Linked DNA regions of Homo sapiens: region 1 is linked to region 2. Evidence: read pairs that join two places in POLR2A ChIA-PET (ENCODE). Cell type or tissue: A673. All regions are shown on one strand.

Evidence for each region. ChIA-PET counts read pairs that join two places held together with the same protein. Peaks named below come from ENCODE experiments on the same cell type or tissue, not always from the same donor. Only the 100,000 strongest peaks of a DNase experiment are listed, where the experiment ranks them.
Region 1: POLR2A ChIA-PET joins it to region 2 with 17 read pairs; 2 of 35 experiments call an interaction of 5 or more read pairs at or near these places.

Annotation. Positions count from the first base shown.
Region 1 is chr16:25,155,094-25,163,093 of GRCh38, reverse strand. LCMT1 (leucine carboxyl methyltransferase 1) reads right to left here. Exons shown (of 11, transcript NM_016309.3): 6 at 1,890-1,992. Among named protein-coding and RNA genes, the nearest start is that of LCMT1-AS2, 10 kb to the right of the region's middle. In A673, no CTCF peak of the experiment used is centred here; no DNase peak of the experiment used is centred here.
Region 2 is chr16:24,974,414-24,982,413 of GRCh38, reverse strand. ARHGAP17 (Rho GTPase activating protein 17) reads left to right here. Exons shown (of 20, transcript NM_001006634.3): 2 at 3,409-3,448; 3 at 5,095-5,199. Among named protein-coding and RNA genes, the nearest start is that of ARHGAP17, 37 kb to the left of the region's middle. In A673, no CTCF peak of the experiment used is centred here; DNase peaks (open chromatin) are centred at 3,973 and 4,553; H3K4me3 peaks cover 353 bases; H3K27ac peaks cover 6,004 bases.

The sequences.
Region 1 (8,000 bases), 180 kb before region 2:
GCTCACGAGTTCAAAACAAGCCTGGGCAATATGGTGAAACCTTGTCTCTACAAAAATTAAATGGGTGTGGTGGTGCACTGCTGTGGTCCCAGCTACTCAGGAAGCTGAGGTGGGAGGATCACTTGAGCCTGGGAGATTCATGCTGCAGTAAGCACAGATCACGCCACTGCACTCCAGCCTGGGTGACAGAGTAAGACCTTGTCTCCAAACAAAAAGTTCCAAAATTATACGCATAGCATAATCACATTTTAAAGAAAAACATATATTTACAAATTTTGGGATAAAATCTTTTAAGGTGGTTATCTCTAGGTATTGGGATTAGGAATTATTTTTATCTTCTCTTCGAGGAACCATCAAAATCATCAGCAACAATTAAAACTACAGAAATGAATAGCATTTCTCAGAGATTTCAGCATCTTCAACTGCTAACACTTACAGGTGGGTTCTATTAGTATTCACATTTTCACATTTTTCTTTTTCTTTTCTTTTCTTTTTTTTTTTTTTTGAGATGGAGTCTTGCTCTGTTGTCCAGGCTACAGTTCGATGTCATGATCTTGGCTCACTGCAACCTCTGCCTCCTGGGTTCAAGTGATTCTCCTGCCTCAGCCTCCTGAGTAGCTGGGGTACAGGCGCCCACCACCACGCCCAGCTGATTTTTTGTATTTTTAGTAGAGATGGGGCTTCAATATGCTGGCCAGGCTGGTCTCGAACTCCTGACCTCAGGTGATCTGCCCACCTCGGCCTCCCAAAGTGCTGAGATTACAGGCATGAGGCACCACGCCCAGCCTATAACTCACATTTTTCCGAAGAGGAAACAGATGCAGAGAAGTGAAGTAAGTTATCCAAAGTCATGGTCTAGTGCATATTCCTGTCAGGATTCAAACCTGTGCAGCTGGACTCGGTTCCCAGACTCATGAACTACAATGAACATCCTCCTTATGCATATATGCAAGATCTTCTCAAGGAGACACCCACGAAAGTGGAACTGCTATGTATGGTACACATACTTACAATGTTACTAGATACTTTCAGATTGCTCCTCACAGTAGTTGTACTGTGATAATGCCAGCAGTGGCATTATCATTCCCTATCCCCCACATCCTTGTCAACACTTGATATTGTCAGCTGTTACATTTTTGCCAACTTGGTGACAGTAAAATAGAATTTCATCTGATTATCACTGATGCCCAATACCTGTTTCATATGATATTCAGTTTCTTCTTTGAGCTGCCTGGTAATCTATATTTTGCCCATTTTTCTGAGGTTTTTTTTTTTAATAGTAGCTGTTCTTTATATATTCTGGATGCTAATCTTTTCTTTATATGTTACAAATATGTTTCTATCCATAAATTATCTTCTCTCAAACTTTTATATGAAATTAGGCACTAGTATTTTTACAAAGTAACACAGGTGATTCTGATGTAGAAACAGACTTGAACAGTATTGCTTTAAAAATTTCAGAAAACTACCCAGCACTTTGGGAGGCCAAGGCAGGCGGATCACCTGAGGTCGGGAGTTTGAGACCAGCCTGACTACATGGAGAAACCCCATCTCTACTAAAAATACAAACTTAGCCAGGCATGGTGGCGCATGCCTGTAATCCCAGCTACTCAAGAGGCTGAGGGCAGGAGAATCACTTGAACCTGGGAAGTGGAGGTTGCAGTGAGCTGAGATTGTGCCATTGCACTCAGCCTGGGCAACAAGAGCAAAACTCCACCTCAAAAAAAAAAAAAAGAATTTTTTTCAGAAAACTAGGTAGCAATGAAATGATAAAACTCTTAAAGAATAAAAAATGGAACATGAATATCATGCTGTACTTCCGACTGGCCTTATCTCATAATTAGCATAAAATCACAAATGCAGAAGAGGTTTAAAAAAAAAAATCTCACTGTGTATTCATGTTACATTTCTTTAGCTTCTCTTCCAGTTCAGACAGGTCTCGGAGATCTGCTCCAATAACGGCATATCTCTTTGAATCCAGTATGTGTCCATCTGCAAATGCAATCAGAGGCTATAATTTTAATGAATATGTCTTTTCCAAAGTTATAGTAGCCTTATGGTTTTTCCTTACTATAAAAATACATGCATCATTGTTAAAAAAAAAAAATACGTAAGAGGAGGGTAAAAATTAACCAAAATCCTATCTTCCAAAGATAACTATTCGTGTTTTGGTGTGTAACATTTCAGCCTTTTGTCCTATGTGCTTAAGTTATTATACACAACAAAAACACATCCCCTCTCATGCACATGGTGCGCACACACATACACACATCCTGAATAGAGAAAAGAAAATGGGACCACCCAATATGTGGTTTGAAAACTGCTTTTCCTACGTAACAACAGCATCAGGGACATCCTTCTGTATAATGATTTCATAGCATTCCATTGACTGGATAAAACATAACTTATTTAGCCAATCCCTCACTATGAGACATGGTATTTCTAAGTTTTCCCCATCTAGGCATTTAAGCACCCTTGTATAGACATCATGAAGCATCTGTCCAGTTATTTCTTTAAAGTAGATAGTATGAGTGGAATTAAGAGATCAGAGGGTAAGCCTATTTAAATATGGGGACCCATTAGCAGGCTGCTCTCTAAATGTTACGCCAATTTGTGTTATGTTTTAAAAAAGACAGTTTATGTACTAATGTATTTACAAATAAAATGACAGCATTTGCTTTGAAAGACTCCAGCAGAGGTGGGATGAAATGGTTATCTATAGTGATTATTCTCAGGCTTCAGTGGTCATCAGAATCAACTGGGTGGCGTGCTAAACCAGATTGATAGGCTCCACCCCAAATTTCTCATTCACTACATCTTTCACTAGCAGAAATTTACATTTCTATTGGCTGGGCACGGTGGCTCACGCCTGTAATCCCAACACTTTGGGAGGCCAAGATGGGTGGATCACAAGGTCAGGAGATCGAGACCATCCTGGCCAACATGGTAAAACTCCGTCTCTACTAAAAATACAAAAATTAGCTGGGTGTGGTGGCGCATGCCTGTAATCCCAGCTACTCTCGAGGCTTGAACCTGGGAAGCGGAGGTTGCAGTGAGCCGAGATCATGCCACTGCACTCCAGCCTGGGCGACAGAGTGAGGCTCCATCTCAGTTAAAAAAAAAAAAAGTTAACAAATTTTTTTTTAAAGAAAGAAAATTGCTTGATTTTATTATTCACTCAACTTCCAGACATTATTCACTCAACTTCCTTGAGGGTACAAACCATTGCAGGAGCTGAAACATCAACAGCTACCCATACTACTGCTAATAATTCAGGTTCTCTTGGCTCTGAGAACTTCAGCAAAAAAGCTGAAAAGGCTAACCTATAACATGTAAATAGGTTCTCATTTATCATCTTGATAACTCCACTTGGCTGATTCAAATACATATGGCTACACACCATAAGCTAAAGAAACACCTCCTAAGAGCCTGCTAGATGTCAGGAAAGCAATAAAGGGCAAGCAGGGAACCCAAAGTTGGCCCCAGGGTGTCACGAGTCAGGAAAGTAATATAAAGAATATGGCATGTATCTGGGTGCGGTGGCTCACGCCTATAATCCCAACAACTTGGGAGGCCCAAGCAGGAGGATGGCTTGAATGAGGAGTTCAAGACCACCCTGGGCAACACAGCAAGACTGTCTGTACAAAAAAATTTAAAAAATTAGCTAGGTGTGGTGGCATATGCCTGTAGTCCCAGCTACTCCGGAGGCTGAGGTGTGATGGCTTGAGCCCAGGAGCTCAAGGCTGCAGTGAGCTATGATCGTGCCTCTGCACTCCAGCCTGGGCAACAGAGCAAAGACCTTGTCTCTACAAAATAAAAGAATACGAAGGTAGTTGCCTACCCTATTAGGAAAATAATTCCAAAATGCCTGTGTAACTTCTTGCAAATAACAAATATATTAATAATAAGCACATTTGGAATGAGTTTTTCCATCCCTGGCCAAACAACAACAAATAATACACCAGAATATTAACACATGAAGTCTAGTACCATGTAGTTCAGGGGAGATCTCTCTTACTCACATTAGGATCTAACATTAGCATGTAAAGCAAAAATCACACATCATCATGATTATTCTTGTAAGTTGTACACAAGGTACATCTGAGCTGAAGGGAGTCAGTGACTTGAGGCTCACCCGCCACTCTGCAGTGGCCCAGCCGTATGTGGTGGCATACTGGTATACCACATGGGAAGCACTGGACAAGACGACCTTGAGATCCCTTTGAATGATAGAATTTGATGACTTGAGTAACTCACACCAGCATCCCATGATTCAGTTGCTCTTCTTAAGTCAGGGGCTACTCAAGCTGTAGGGAAATAACAGGTCCATTATCTGTCCTTGAAGGATGCTTTATCATTATTTTGTAGGGAACTGAATGTATTTGTGGAGGACAGGCTCAGAGCAAGTTTCGAAGGAGTTTTATAATTCTGGGAAAATAAAGCCATTTGTATAAAATCTAGCACTGGCAAGAGGCCATGAGAACAGAAAAATCCTTATCTGTCTGGAATGCTTCTGAGAGCTGGTGGGAAAGATAACTTGGTTGCCAAAATGAGATCTACAATCCCTTCTTTTCCTACATTCTATTTCGTGAGAGAAAAATGTAAGGCAACTGAAATCATTTTGTGTGATACTTACAGAACTTTCTAAAGAAACAGACCGGCCGGGCGCAGTGGCTTATGCCTGGAATCCCAGCACTTTGGGAGGCCAAGACAGGCGAATTGCTGAAGGCCAGTTCGAGACCAGCCTGGCCAGAATCTCTACTAAAAATACAAAATTAGCCAGGCGTGGTGGTGCACACCTGTAATGCCAGCTACTTGAGAGGCTGAGGCATGGGAATTGCTTGAACCCAGGAGGCGGAGGTTGCAATGAGCTGAGAGTGTGCCACTGCACTCCAGCCTGGGTGACAAATCAGAGCAAGACTCTGTCTCAAAAAAAGAAAAAAGCAAGTATTGTGCCAATGTGGATGTGGAACACAGGGGTGGTGTCCAATCTGATTCCAAGGTGAAGCTGTAAAGTGCCCTACAGGGCACGCATCTCAGGAAGCAATTCTGGGTGTTTAAGAATGAAGTAAAAATGGTATTTTTATTTCATTTTATGTGTACTTTTTTTTCAAATGACTAATAAGTTGTTAGGACATAAATACTTCAGCTGTTTAAACCCAACTAATTAAAAAGAACTGCTGAGTGTGTTTTTTGGCTCAGGGGTACTATGAAAACATTACTGAGACAAATTACTGGGAAGCAAGAAAGGTGGGGACCCCCTGGCCTAGCCCAATGCCTGCTACACAGCAGAGGTCTTCTGTGAAGATGACCACAAGTGATTAAATCCAGGCAGGTGCTGGAATGAGCCCAGCTGAGAAGTTCCACCTGAATGAACCCAACCCAAAGAATTGTGAGCTAAATAGATGGTTGTTGTTTTAAGCCACATGCTTTGCAGCAGTTTGTTACAGCGCAGAAGCTAATGGATACAAGCTTTAATTATCTGCCTCATTAAGTTTATATACTTTATCGTCCTAATCAGTTTTTTTTTTATTGTTGTTGCTGGTTTTTTTTGAGACAGCGTTGCATTGTATCACCCAGGTTGCAGTGCGGTGGCACGATCATGGCTCATTACAGCCTCGACCCCCCAGGCTGCCTCAGCTTCCTGTGTAGCTGGGACCACAGACGTGCACCACCATGCCTGGCTAATTTTTTTTATTATTTGTATAGATGGGGGGTGGGCGGGTCTCCTTATGTTGCCCAGGCTGGTCTTGAACTCTTGGGCTCAAGGGATCCTCCTGCCTCTGCCTCCCAGAGTAATGGGATTATAGGTGTGAGCCACCAAGCCAGTCTTAAACACTTTTAAGAGGTGATTAGGTCATGAGGTGAAAAGGCATGAGAAAACTGAAGACTTACACAATGTAACACAGTAGTTAAACACATACACACACACACACACACACAAGTGCTGGTGTATCATATGACTAATAATCTCTTCCATCACCGCCAGGTGCATTTCGAGAGATGTGTTGGATCTGTAGTGAACCCCATCAATCCCATTCATGGTATCTTCTATGACAAACTAATTATCATTGTTGATAAGCATTGCAAAGTGACCTTTTAGGTTCACAGATTTTCCTAGGATCCTTCAATTAAAAAAAAAAAAAAAAAAAAGGTAAAATGGAGACAGCCTCAGGCAGATTTCCGGACTGTACAGAGGATTAGTTTGTCTGACCACCCAACTGACACTCATGGGGCACTGAGCCAAGTCCTGGGAATAACTGATGAACAAGAAGACATGGTCCCTGCCCTCATGGGGCTTAAAATCCAGTGGGAAAGAGAGAGAACAAGGGCAAGTGTGGTAAGTTCTACAGAGAAGTTCAGGGTATTGTGGGGCATGTGAAACAGGCTTCTGACTCCCTTTAGAATGGAGTCCAAAATTCTCAGCCGGCTTTATGATCTTTCTCAATCTTGAAGCACGCACCTCCTGCCACCCGAGCCCCAGCCACACTGGCCTTCCCAGCTCTTCCTTCAGTGTGCCCTGGCTGAGATCATCTGTTCCCTAGGTAGTAGGGTCTCCTCCTCACGGCCCAACTGAAATCCTGTTCACATTCTGAAGTGCTTTCACTTGCTGTTCTTTTCTCTTTCTGCCTAATTTCACCAGAGTTGAAGCGGATTACAAAAACACAAACACATTCATCCATTCAAGCAGTCACGTGAGTATTCATTCAACACTGTCTGTGCACTAGGCACTGCTCTTGGTGCAGAGATTACAGTGGTAAACAAGACAGAAGCAGTCCCTGTTCTCAGGAAGCTTACATGGCAGAAGAGGGAGAAAGTGAATCATTAAATAAATGAGTAATCAAGAATATATCAAGGAGCAGTCAGTACCATGAGGAAACTGAAAGAGAAGAGTGTGACATAAGGCGGCAGGAAGGGGGTCTGTCTTTAACCTCGTAGTCAGGGAGGGCCCCTCTGAGGAAGCGGCAGCTGAGCAGATGAGAAGGAGCCCATCAAGCAAAGAGGAGAGAGGAAATGAAAAGGACTGAGGGGAAGAACATTCTTGGCACAGTCAGAGAACAGTAAGATATCTGTGTGGCTAGATCATAGTTACTGTGGTCAAAGGGAAAATCAGGAGCAGGTGCGGGGGCTCACGCCCTTAATCCCAACACTGAGAGGTCGAGGCGGGAGGATTGTTTGACCCCAGGAGTTTGAGACCAACCTGAGCAACATAGCGAGACCCTGTCTCTCCCCAAAAAATTTAAAATCATCTGTGTGTGGCAGCACACAGCTGTAGTCCCAGCTACTCGGGAGACTGTGGCAGGAGGATCACTGGAGCCCAGGAGTTCAAGGCTGCAGTGAGCTGTGACCAATTGCACCACTGTCCTCCAGCCTGAGCAACAACAGAGTGAGACCTTGTCTCAAAAAAAAAAAAAAAGAAAGAAAGAAAGAAAAGAAAGTAAAATCAGGAGGCACGCAGAGGCCTAATGAACAACATGGGTCCTATCCGATAGGGAGTTTTAAGCAAGGAGGTAACAGAACCCAATTTCCCTTTTTCACTCTTTTGAGAGAAAGGGTCATGCTCTGTCACCCAGAATGAAGTGCTGTGGTGCAATCACAGCTCTCTGTAGCCTACAACTCCTGGGCTAAAGGTATCCTCCTGTCTCAGCCTCCCAAGTAGCTAGGACTATAGGCGTGCACCACCATGCCCAGCTAGTTTTTTTTTTATGTTTTTGTGACAGGGTCTCACTAGGTGCCCTCAGCAATGCTCCCACCTCAGCCTTGTGAAGCACTGGGATTACAGGTGTGAGACACCACACCCGGCCTTCCTTTTTAAAAACACCTTCTGACTTTTCATTGTGTGCCCATTTGTACACTTTTGATTTTTTACCCTAGGCAGACTTTAGCTTAAAAAAAAACATCATCAATTCTAAGATGCATCCTTTCACATTTTAACATTCCTGAAATCAGGATGCATCTAACAGTTGGTGATGTGTCAGCTTAAGTGTCGGCACTTTTTC
Region 2 (8,000 bases):
TTGTTTTTTTGAGACAGAGTCTTGCTCTGTTGCCTAGTCTGGAGTGCAGTGGCACGATCTTGGCTCACTGCAACCTCCGCCTCCCAGGTTCAAGCAATTCTCGTGCCTCAACCTCCCAGGTAGCTGGGACTACAGGTGTGTGGCACCACATCTGGCTAATTTTTGTATTTTTAGTAGAGATGAGGTTTTGCCATGTTGACCAGGCTGGTCTTGAACTTCTGACCTCAAGTGATCCACCCACCTTGGCTTCCCAAAGTGCTGGGATTATAGGCGTGAGCCACCACCCCCAACCTCTAAAATTGATTTAAAAAAAAAAAATCTAAGCCTGCAAATCTAAAATTGATTTTATTAATGTAATATATATATAGCCTCCACAAACACAGGAAACAAAGGGGAAATTTCTTTTTAAACAGTACATTAACATTTTCATATAATATATTCAATATAGTTTTCAGCCTCCAGACCTTTTCATGTAAAGTACCTCTAAAGCAGAGGGTCCAGTTAATTTGAAAAAAATGGCTGGAAATACACTGATTTTCTTTACATTTTAGATACTCTGAGGTATGTTTTCTGTTGTGCATTTGTAGAGCTTGACATTGGACCAATTCTTTAAGTTAGGCACACTTCACCCCTGGCCATATCAATCAAGCATGCTACTTAAAAGTGTAAGTAACATGCTATTTTTAAAAAACCTCAAAACTGTGATTCATGTAGTTTAAAAAGTCAAATAATATAGTAAAAGACTTACCACAAAATACGGTGGGTTCACTCCCTACTCTCTGAGATTTCCCAACTCCAGAAGCAACTACTTTGAAATATTAACAGTTTATTGTGACATTTATTCATATTCATAATTATAAGTAATATGTGTAAACTATCGTTTGGGTTATCAAATTAGTTACTGTCTGTTGACTTTCTGTTCTGATAAATGAGGGTTTAGGGCCCTTTCCCTCTGCTTCTGCTCCCCCCATCCTTTCAATACAGTTATAATTTTTCATTGTATTACTATTTGATATTTATATTATGTCCAATCAATTATTTGCAGCTGAGCATACTAGTTACTATGACTATCTTTATGTTTCCAGTGGACTTTTTGTTTTTCCTGAAGTTAATACTTGCCTCGTTTTTATGTTTGCTTTATTTTCTTTGTGGCTGTTGCAGCACTGTGCTCATAACTGTTTAACAACTGCCAAGCTCCTATTTGAATTGTTTGCAGTTGTTTATGTTTTTGATTTCAAGTACCAGTGTGAGGTTACTGAGCAAGGAGTTGGGAGAAGATGCACATGGTTGGTTGGTCTGAGTTGGCTCTAGCATACCTCTGAGCTATTACTAACTTTCCCACATCTGCTTATAGCCCACATTGGGATTGTAGAGCAAGTTCTTCTCTTCTTCTGTTATTTTTTAAAAAATAATTTGCTCTGAAAAAGGACATATTTGTTCTGATTCTCAGGTTGAATCTCTTTTTTTGAACTTGTGAAAATTTTAATAGGCCTTGAGACTTCTCTGTGTATACTCGTACTTACAGAAGGAAGTCATTTTAGAGTTGAGGTGGATTCTGTGAGAGGTATACAGGGCCCTGTCCAGATTTGGGGGTTTTGGCTAGGGAAGAAAGGCAAAAGTTACCCATTCCCTGGTGGCATTTTGCTAAAGGAGGGATGAGGCATTGGCGAGAGGAATGGGGGCGTCTAATGGTGAAACTATGACGATCTCATGCCAGGTGTGTTCTTGCTAGGCTGACTGTCAGGTTTCTTTTTGAGTCTGGTTCTTTGACCTCATGGTCAGCTGGGGCCCTGCTTCCCTTCCCTAACTGGTATGACTACCTGTGTTTGGCTCTTCAGCAATGCCTGGCACCTTGCTTGCCAAGCAAGGTCTAGGGTAGCATATGTTGGCCTGTTGCTGGTGGAACCTTTTCATAGAGTTGAAAATTGGCTGCCTCTGGAAGCTGGGGCCTTGGCTTTGTCTCTAGGCCCTGATCCTCTGGCCCTGGGAAGTATTTGAGTCAGGTCAGCATTCCAGTTTCCTGCAGAAACTGGTGAGTGAGCCACCCTGTAGGCATCTCCAGGTTGACTGGGACAGTGCCATGATGACAAGTGTTAGAATCCCCCATGGCAATGCCCTGTTCTGGCTAACGTGCCATTGCCTTAAGTGTAGACTGGAGGAGCTGTGCGCTTCTTTCCCTTGCCCACAGTTGGCACTACTCTGAGCTTAGCAGCATTTCGAGGTCATTCTAGGGGTCTCATTTACTTTCTGGCCCAAGAGCTTTTCCTGCTCTTGCATTGGTTCCCGGCCAAGATCATACAATCCCTGTTCTGAATTTCCGGTTCATTGACAGCCTTCCCCTGACTCCCTTCACTGTTCAGAGCTGAAACATACTTTTTCTTTCTCTTTTAAAAATTTCCTTCACGCCAGGCGCGGTGGCTCACGCATGTAATCCCAGCACTTTGGGAGGCCAAGGTGGGCGGATTACTTGAGGTCAGGAGTTCGGGACCAGCCTGGCCAACATGGCAAAACCCTGTCTCTTCTAAAAATACAAAAATTAGCTGGGCGAAGTGGCACGTGCCTATAATTCCAGCTACTCGGGAGGCTAAGGCACGAGAATCGCTTGAATCCGGGAGGTGGAGGTTGCAGTGAGCTGAGATCACACCACTGCAGTCCAGTCTGGGCAACAGAATGAGACTCTGTCTCAAATAATAATAATAATAATAATAAAATAAAAATTATTATGGTCTGACAGTTGAGACTCCGCCAGCTCGGAATGCCCCCTTCTGATTGCTGGCCACCGTGTTGGTTTAATGGAAGGGTTGATGAAATTAGTAGTAGTTCAAAGCATAGCAGAGAAAGTTGTGGAAACACTTAGTTTCTTTTCAAAGTAAGGATGGAGAGGAAATTTGAAGGAGGAACTAATTGTTATTGTGTGTGGTGGTCTAGGCTTGCATCTTTGCATAACGTTTCTGGTTGTGAACTGAAGTTTAAGCTTCTGTAGAACAGTGTTTTCTCAAAGCCATGTCTCTAGACCTCCTGCAATGGAATTCTGAGCAAGGAGTGGCTGTTAAAAATGCAGGGTCTATTGAATTAGAATAGAATATCCAGAGGGACCTGGGAAATGGCATTTTATATCAGCACCTGCTGCCCTTGGTGATTCTGTGCCTGCTCAAATTTGAGAACCACTACTCAGGATCATTTGTTCTTGTTTTGGGCTGCTATTCCCCACAAAGTTTTGCTTAGTTATTTTTCTTTGGTTTTGCTTAAATTGCTCTCTGATGTAAAAATTGGTAAACTGCCCCTGCCAACCCTTCTAAATTTATTTCTGCCTGTTTTGCTTTAAACTCCAGGCTAATAATTATTAAATTTTAGGAGTTGCCTTTCATTTTTGGATTTCTAACTCTGAATTTTTAATTTTTCCCACAGAGCTGAGAAAACAGAAGTCCTTAGTGAAGATCTATTACAGGTAACAAAATATAGTCTCCTTTAAATGATCTGTTTAAAGGATGGAAAAAAATTCCTATGTGAGAATTGAGGCCTGTGGGCTTTTTTTTTTTTTTTTTTTAACCAGAAACAGAATAAAATTAATTAGTGTGATTTTGAGCAGGAAAGAAAACAGTTTTGTTGCATGATGATGAAAAGGGGATCTGAAACCCAGCTACCTGGGTTCGAATCTCACGTCTGCGCTGGTTAGCTTTGTGGCCTCAGGGATTTACTGAACTTCCCTGCGCCTCAGTTTCCACTTCTCTAAACTGAGGGAAAGGCCTTATCCACCTCACAGGTTGTTAGGAGGGTTTAATGAGTTAAGCAGGAACAGCACTGGGAACGGAGCCTGGCACGTGGTAAGTGCTAGATATTAGTGATCTATTATTATTACTGCCACTGCAAGCCACAGAGACTGTCTGTTTCTGACGTGAAACATCCCTTGATTTGCCCTGTGTTCTTCTGCCTTTTTTTCAGTCTCTGTTAGAGCAGTTGTGTGGCATTTCCCCAGGGGGCTGTGCATCCCAGCGGGGCAGAACCAGCATTTATTTGCTGTTGATTCTTGAATACCTTGCACAGGAACTCAGTAGACATGGGCCCTCTCAACGAATATTAAATGAGCACCTTCTGTTTCTGTGAAAGATAACGTCCCAGGCACTGGGAGAAATCAGTGAACAAAACAGATCCAGGCTTCTGTCCTTGTGGAGTTTACATTCTAGTGGAAATTGGAATCAAAATTAAATCATGGAATTTGTTCATTTTTTGCTTTTCTCTGGTGGCAAATGAATGTGGATTAGTTTTCTAATGTTTGAAAATCTGGTCATTGCAAGATTTGGGGAAGGTAATGTGGAATCTGCTCCTAAATCTCCCATTGCCTGCCAGCCCTGAGTCCTGGGGCTATGGGCTTGGATCTGAAGAAACGCTGCCCTTTTGAGAAAGAGGCACAGACCATCTCGATGCGTAAAATGGTTTGGGGTCAAATGTATTCTGTTTTGAATTTGTTGATTTATCTTTAAAATAGAAAGCATCCCAAAGGGCCTGCTCTCATTCTTCATGAGTCATCAGAATACACATTTTTGGCATTCCTTCCTGTAAAAAGCGGCTCTCTTTGCCATAAACAGCCATATTCTAGCAATAGTATTTTGGGAAGCTGCTTATGATGCGTGGGTCCCCTAAGTCAGTGTTTCTTATTGCTGACTGTCCATTCTGCTTTAGAGGTTTATTTAAAACACACACACACACACCCCAAACCCAATAAGGAATAATTTTGAAAACACAGATCTTGCAGTTAAATTGTGGAACGTTTATTTTGCTGCTTCTGTCTGATGTACATTGTGTGGAAGGCTCAGTTGCCATGAACTGGAGAGAGCTCTTTGGCATCTCTGGTTTTTTCCAGTTGGCAGTGGGTCTGGGCCCGGATCATTCATTTTCATTTCTGCCTGGTCCAACCTGGTGCTTTTCTGGTGCTGTAGTGTGTAAACTGACTGGCGCCACTCAGTGTGATAGCAAGGTGTAGCCAAGATCATCCCTTTTCCCTGCATGTAGATTCAGCCATGCTTTTCCTACCAGCATGCAGACACCACAAAAGAAAGAGGATGAATTTGTTCTCTTTTGTCTCTGCCTTGTCAGATTGAGAGACGCCTGGACACGGTGCGGTCAATATGCCACCATTCCCATAAGCGCTTGGTGGCATGTTTCCAGGGCCAGCATGGCACCGATGCCGAGAGGAGACACGTGAGTATCAGATGTGACTCAGACCCACAGTTCCTGCGTCTCTCTGAGGCTTTTCAACCCCTGGATTGGTTGGTTGTCCTAAGTGGCATCAGTGGATCAGCCTTTGGTGACTTCTATCACCAAGCACGCTCATGACACCTGCGTGACCATAGCATTCTTTTGTGTTTAAGACATCGCTGGGCTGGAAGCCCTCCTTACACGGAATCTTCTCCAGGTGCTTTTAAAAGCTCCACGATCATGTGTCATTGATAAGAGAATGGCTGTGTCGGTTATGCATCTTTTGCTGGCAGAAAGCGGAAAGCCTGTCTTAAATTGACATTGAAGTAGAAGTAATGTATTGGTTTGCTAACTGAAAAGTCCAGAGGTTGGGATGGACTTGAGGTCAGGGTTTATCTAACATTTTAGTAATGTAATGAAAAACCCAGTTTCTTTCCTTCTCTCTCCTGTGCCCTCAGTGTCTGCTTTGTCCCTAGACAGGCATCCTCATGATGGCAAGTTGGCTATTGGCAGCTTCTATGGGCTGCTTGTTCCTTGAGTGTGGCCAGTGGGAGTAGAGAGCCTCTCTCCCAGTAGTTCCCCTCCCCTCCCCTCTCGCCTCTTTTTCTTTTTTCTTTTCTTTTTGCTTCCCTTCCCTTTCCCCTTTCCCCTTTCCTTTCCCTTCTCTTCTCTTTCTTTTCTTTTCTTTCCTGACAGGGTCTCACTCCATGACCCAGGCTGTAGTGTGGTAGTACAGTCACAGCTCACTGCAGCCTCAAACTCCTGGGCTCAAGAGATCCTCCTGCTTCAGTCTCCCAAGCAGCTGAGACCACAGTACACACCACCATGCCTGGCTAATTTTTTAAATTTTTTTGTAGAGATGGGGATCTTGCTTTGTTACCTAGGCTGATGTAGAACTCCTGGCCTCAAGCAGTCCTCCCACCTGGGCCTTCCAAAGTGCTGGAATTACAGGCATGAGCCACCATACTTGGCCCCAGTAGTTTTTCTTGATGGAGTGAGAAAGCTGCTTTTTCCAAGCTCTTGGCAGATTGAAAGCGCGTTCCATTGCATTGATTTGTGTGGAGTTACATTCCCCGTTTTTGACTGTTTCTGTTCCACCCTAGTTACCATGGATAGGGGGTGAGGTGGGGTGAGGAGATGGGATGTGCCGATTGGTTTAAGTTAGTTTGGCCCAGACCTAGAGCATGGGCTGTGGTCCTACTCCTAGCTCATAGACTTTATCAAGGCCAGGGTAGATCCCTGAGAAAAATCAGGATACTAGTATAGAGAGGAAGAGGGATGGACTCTAGGAGAGCCATCCGGTGTCTTTTCCAAGGTCCACTTGTTCAGAGCGTTCAGTTCCTAGGTAGAGCCAGTGGAGCACAGCAGCCTTTGTTCATGAGGGAGTTCCATCCTTGCTTTTACAAGTCCCCAGCTTATGAGCATGCGGTAAACCTTAGACCCCATGCAACATTGAAGTGACAGTTTCGGTGACACACAGGGAAGCTATGATTTGGTGTATTGTCACCAGGTGTCTCAAAAGTGAGAACTATTAATAGTATGCAGATGATCTGTGTTACCCTTTTATGTTTCCTACAGACTTTTATGGGGCACCCTGGCAGCAGGGTTTTTCCACTCTTGCACAACAGTGAGGATTCTGCAATCATGTCTGTCATAGGAATGGAAGTTTGCATACACCTATGCTTCCACACTTGCCTCAAAGCTCTGTCCCTCGGAACCAGACCCAGCCTACTGGTTCTGCTTCCTGGAGCTCCTTGTCCTTCTGTTGCCTTCTTCTGCTCTGCTTACCCTTTTCACATTGTTTCATTAAGTTCTCTGCTTCTCTTATTCTCCAAGTCATATTCTCTGGGCCACCTCCTCTGTTCTTATGGCTTCTAACTGATGTGTTTATGCCAGTGACTTCTAAGCCATTTTCAACCAAGCAAAAAACTTCCTCTCTTAGATGTCTATTCTAGCATGCATGATCAGTTCTTCCTTCTGTGTTGACTCTCTGAATTCCATCCACCCTTTTATGCAGGCTGGAAACTGGGGGGCTTTCTTATATTCCTTGTTATTTTTTATTTTCAAGACAGGGTCTCACTCTGTTGTCCGTGCTGGAGTGTAGTGGCACGATCCCGGCCCATTGCAACATTAACCTCCTGGGCTCAAGCCATCCTTCGACCTCAACCTTTAAGTAGCTGGGACTACAGGCTTGCGCCACCAAGCCTGGCTAATTGTTTGTTTGTTTTTTTCGTAGTAGAGATGAGGTCTCATCTGTTGCCCAGGCTGGTCTTGAACTCCTGGGCTCAAGCAGTTCTCCCGCCTTGGCCTCTCAAAGTGTTGGGATTACAGGCATGAGCTACTGTGCTGGGCCTCGCTTTTATTTTATCCTCCAAACCCCATAACTGCCTAATTAGAAAGTCCTTTGATTTCTCTCTGTGAATATTTTAAATTGCTCATCTCCATTGCATCTCTACCACCTTGGCCTTAATGCAAGACCTGACTCCCTCTCACCTGGACTGTTGTAGTCACCTCCTGAGCTACATTTCCTGTCTGTAATTTCCTTTCCAGTCTGTCTTCAACCTGATCACCAGAGTCAATTTCCTGAAACACAAATCAACCCTATTATCCTCCTGCCTAAAAAAAAAAATCTTGGCTCAGTGGTTCTTAACAGGGACCAGAATTACACCCCTGGGGGCATATGGAAATGTGTAGAGACAGTTCGGTCATCACAGGGACTGGCAGGCACCACTGGCATTTGGAGGGTGAACCGAGATGCTAAGCATTTTTTGTTTGTTTGTTTGTTTTTTGAGATGGAATCTTGC